Regions from separate parts of the Homo sapiens genome. Here region 2 is linked to region 1. A link is an interaction called in ENCODE POLR2A ChIA-PET data of the cell type or tissue named here. Cell type or tissue: Panc1. All regions are shown on one strand. Region 1 overlaps CD44 (CD44 molecule (IN blood group)). Region 2 overlaps SLC1A2 (solute carrier family 1 member 2).

What was found. ChIA-PET counts read pairs that join two places held together with the same protein. Peaks named below come from ENCODE experiments on the same cell type or tissue, not always from the same donor. Only the 100,000 strongest peaks of a DNase experiment are listed, where the experiment ranks them.
Region 2: POLR2A ChIA-PET joins it to region 1 with 7 read pairs; 3 of 35 experiments call an interaction of 5 or more read pairs at or near these places.

Annotation. Positions count from the first base shown.
Region 1 is chr11:35,149,803-35,152,302 of GRCh38, reverse strand. All of the region lies in intron 1 of CD44 (CD44 molecule (IN blood group)), which reads right to left. Among named protein-coding and RNA genes, the nearest start is that of CD44, 12 kb to the right of the region's middle. RefSeq lists an enhancer at 1-541 and a silencer at 562-792. In Panc1, no CTCF peak of the experiment used is centred here; no DNase peak of the experiment used is centred here; H3K4me3 peaks cover 117 bases; H3K27ac peaks cover 2,500 bases.
Region 2 is chr11:35,356,032-35,358,531 of GRCh38, reverse strand. The region is part of intron 1 of SLC1A2 (solute carrier family 1 member 2); the gene reads left to right. Among named protein-coding and RNA genes, the nearest start is that of SLC1A2-AS2, 62 kb to the left of the region's middle. In Panc1, no CTCF peak of the experiment used is centred here; no DNase peak of the experiment used is centred here.

The sequences.
Region 1 (2,500 bases):
CCCTTGGGGATGAGTAGTGGGAAACTTGAGTGGCCCAGAGTGAGCCAGCTGGCCAGCCTGAGCTCAAAATCCAACCTTCTTGACTTGGATGCTCTAAGCAGGACTTAGTGAGGCCAGCTCATGGAATGTGGCTGCTGTTTGCATTTGGGAGGCACAGAAGAGCTTCCAGTGGCAGCTGAGAATGCAGAGGCTCCAGGGCTGATAAAAGTTGTAATTAACATGCACATACCACCCTTTCATCTTCAAAAGCTTTCCTCGCATTAGCTAGTTATTCCTCCTGTCGCCACCACGGGTGAGGCATCACTTTTGTCTTCTCAGTTTGCAGTTGAAGAAACTGATGGGAAGAAGGGACCCTTTGCCAGGAAGTCTGGCCCTTGTTCAAACACAGGAAATATCTGGCTCCCAGCATCTAACTTCATGTGGGTAAATGGGAAGACAGAATGGGAGTGAATCCTAACAAAAGGCTCAAGTGACTAACCTCTGCCCTCTGGGCAAGAGACTGCTTTTTTACTGTTCTAGAAGGAGATAGAGTCTATAGTATGGCTAGCTGGACAGATTCTAGAATGGCTAAACTCCCAGAGGACTATACACACAACTCTCAGAAACATTAACAAAGAAAGCCTGCTGCTCCACTACGGTGATGTCCATGTGATGCATGGGGGTCAAATCCTTCATATTGTGCCCATAGCAGACATCACTAATGGATCACAGCACTCTCCATACCTGAGCCAAGGTTTGACTTCTTAGTACAGCATTTTGGGAAGCCTCTAGGAGTCAATGGGAAATGTTCCTTGAGCTAAAATCTATTTGCTATTGCCACAGTAGGTCTTGTTTGGGATTCACTTAAATTGCCACTCTCTAACCCAGGCAAAGTTGCCAAAGTTCTTTCTCACTGTTGGAGCTGGCCTGCTTCTGAACTCTGTCTAGCACTGTCTGAGAGGGTGATTCATGAGAACTTCTGAGTTTCTGGGGCAGAAAAATTGGATCTTCTGCCAGTGGACAGTGCCACTGTTACTTGATTGCCTGGAATCTGTCCGACCTCATCTCTCACTGTTCTTTTCATGAATTCTCTTATCCAAGCAGACAGACCCCTCCCCTGGCCCCAATCAAGCCATTCTTATTCCCCCACTTTAAACACCTGGCTCATGTTTTGCCTTTCCCTGGGTTTCTCTCCTCTCCCCTCTCTCTGTCTATCTTCTTTTCCACATTCAACTCATCCTCAAATTCCTTGAAGCCTTCACATGCAATCGAGATGTCTGTTTTTCCTGTCTTCTGACACTTGGTTATGCTCTCTTGCATAATTCTTTCACCTGTTTAACTTTATTTCCACCAAATGGTAAGCTCCCTGAGGACAGAAACTAGGTCTTCCACTTTCCTCATTTCTGTCCACAGTGCCAATACATTTTAAGGAAATTTTAAGTTGGTCAGTTTGTCACCATCTTATAACTGGGGAGACAGAGGCAACCAACAGGGGAAGGACCTTGCCCACAGTCACCCTGTGACTGAGAGGGAGAAGCTCTCCTGGCTATGAGTGGGTTCTCACTTCTCCTAGAATACTGTGTCTGTATGATTAGCTGGAGAGACAGATGACTGAACCGTATCAGCAATAACTGAGGGCATTGCACAGGATGTGAGATCTGAGCACATCTGGGATTTTATTTCAGCTAATGGTCAGTGGATTCCAGATGGGTATAAAGTCAGCACAACCAAAAGGAGCTGTGATCTGACGAAGGACATTCAGTGACTGACAGAATGCCAAAAACTAGCCTTATATTATAGCCTCTGACACATTTTGACAAAATCCTAAGTCGTGCAATCTTTATGATTTCCATTTTTCTTTCTTTTTCCTGAGCAAGAGTTTCTCTGGTTTTATGATGAAAAGAAATTTTTACTGGGGGTCTGGAGGACTCTCAGTAGAAGCAGAAATTCACCATCTCTCAGGCCTGCCTTGCTCAGTGCCTTGATTTGGGGAAAGATTATATATAATCTTTTGTTTGGTCTAGCTTTTTTTCCCCTAGATTCTCAGGCTACCCTAGTTGCATAGGATACTAGCACTCACCCTGTAAGTACTGCTTTGTCTGAATATTGTGGTTAATTTTGTGCCAACAAGTTACAGGGGTTGCTTGAGGAAAGCTGGCAAGTCCAAGGTGCTCATGAAGCTCTGAGAGTGAAGGGAACAATTTTTCTCTTCTTCAGAGGTTGGCTTTTCTGGCCATGTGAAGCAATGTTTTTAAAGTACAATATAAAGAGTACAGTGTTCAGATCCTGCAGTTAATCCCAGGACTGACTTCCTGCAGTTTCAGTTGTGTGACTGGGACATGTTCCTAACTTCTCTGGCCAGAGCTGCTTCATCTGCTCACCTTCCACATGGTCTAGAGGATTCTATGAAGTACTACGGGCAAAGCACTTTGTCCCTACAACACTCTTGCCCATTGGAGTTAGAGTGTAATTGGGTCCATATGTTTATTTCTGGCATGGATTAATAATTCACTTTTGACAT
Region 2 (2,500 bases), 210 kb before region 1:
GCTTGGCAGTGTGGATGATACAAAGTTGTGAAGAACCTGGTAATTTTCCTTGCTACAATAATATAAATTACTTATTCTGTTCACATTTTGGCCTATTTCTCCTGTTTAAAATGAATTCCTTGAAGTTCATTTGTTTATAGTTTCAGCTTTTAAAAACATGATTAATATTATGATCATAAAAGTTCTACATGCTCATTGCAGAGCAGTATTAAAACATATAAATGTATGCATAAGGGAAAAAAATCACCTGCAATTTCTTCAACTAGAGATAATCACTGTTGAAATGTTGTATTCCCCTTCTAGTCATAACATACATCAATACTATTTGAGATCATGTTACATACTTTATATCTGTTTTCTAGGCTTCCCCCACCTCCCTTTTTTTTTTTAGACGGAGTCTTGCTCTGTTGCCAGGCTGGAGTACAGTGACACAATCTCGACTCACTGTAACCTTTGCCTCTTGGGTTTGAGCGATTCTACTGCCTTAGCCTCCCAAGTAGCTGGGGCTATAGCCACCTGCCACCACACCCAGCTAATTTTTGTATTTTTGGTAGAGACGGGGTTTTACCACGTTGGCCAGGATGGTCTCAATCTCTTGACCTGGTGATCTGCACACCTTGGCCTCCCAAACCGCTGGGATTACAGGCATGAGCCATGGCACACTGCCTTTCCCCCCTTTTTTTAAAGAAAAAGAACTTAAACCATTTTAATATACTATAAAATTCTTATTTTAAATTCTTTTCTAGCCTTGGTTGTTGTCCTAATGGTCACTCTTATATTGTGTGGACAATATGTAGGACCTGACTATGCTCAGCTTTATGTACATGCAGTAGGTTGCCATATGAGAATATGGGTAAGGAATTCTGTCTTTTAATGGCTCTGTTATACTTCACTATTGCTGTGGTGTCATTTGTTTAACTATTTTGCAGGAATTGGACTTGATTGTTTCCAGTTTTCTTATTTTATAAGTGGTGTTGCAAATGACCATCTTTGTATTGCATTTATTTTACTTAGAGATTGTTCCATGCACCATATTCCCAAAATGAAGTTACGAGGTTCATGAACATAAACAGATTTATAATGCTTTTTACCCATTTTGAGAAAGATTAAGCCTGATTAATACTGCTCTCATGTTGTCCGAATGTACTTGTTTGCACAAAGCCCCACTCCTGTCTAATTTAAGTCATTGATTTAGATTTTCTGCCTTTAATAGAGATCTAAAATTAATGGATTTGAATTTGCTTTTAAAAACTCTTACTTTTTTTTTTTTTTTTTGATATAGAGTCTCGCTCAGTTGCCCAGGCTGGAGTGCAGTGGCACGATCTCGACTCACTACAACCTCTGCCTGCTGGGTTCAAGCAATTCTCCTGCCTCAGCCTCCCTAGTAACTGGGTTTACAGACATGTGCCACCATGTCCAGCTAATTTTTTTTTTCTTTTTTCTTTTGTAGTTTTAACAGAGACGGGGTTTTACCATGTTAGATAGGATGGTCTCGATCTCCTGACCTCATGATCTGCCCGCCTCGACCTCCCAGCGTGCTGGGATTACAGGCGTGAGCCACCATGCCCAGCCTAAAAGATCTTACTTTTTTATAATAAGAGATACAATGCTTGCCATAAAAATGAGCAAATTAAATGAGTAAAAAGTTAATTATTGCCTGAAATAACAATACTTAAATAATGTGTTATCAGAAAATTAGTTTTACATTTTTATGTAATAAAATTTACATAAAGACTTTATATTTGAAAGAATAAGGATTACTTTTATTCTCATTTTCCCCATTTTTCTTAATATTCTCTCTAAATTGTCAGAGATTTTACATTTGTCAATGCCATTCACCTGCTTAGTCTGTTTCAAGACAAGCGTAAACGACAAGAGCAAAGGAATATTCTAGACCCTCAGAAGAAATTTCAAATGTCTGAGAAGGATCCTTGAATTTTGCTGCCCCAGAGAAAAGATACGTTATATTCTTGATCAAAAGTAGGTGTCTTGGAATGCACCGCATTTTTGCCCACATTGCAACCAAGGGCCTTCTGCCCAGGGTTCCAGGGGAGTGCTGGGAGTTGCCTTGAGTCTTAGCCACCTGACCAAGTGCACTGCCATAACGCATGGCCAGAGGTGCCCAGGAACATTAGCAGATTTTTGACTAAGCCTTTCTACTATCTCGGGACACCAATGAGGTCAAGGATCTTATTCCCAGAAATTTTATAGAACAAACACACACCTGCCCATAACATCACTGTTCAAAATCAATTAGGGATATTGTATGGGTCGATTATAAGTTTGTGAGGATGAATTTGGAAAAAAACATCATGGGGTCCCCCAGTCTAGGTGTATTTGATGGTATTCAATTCATTCAGGAACTCTCAAAGTGTAGCTAAGTACAAAGTTATAGAATCTTTAGAATCATTACTGCTAGACATCCTACAACCTGCTCAGAAGGCCACACCAACTTTCATGGGCAGTTGGCCATGCACCATGTATTTCACATAATTATTTT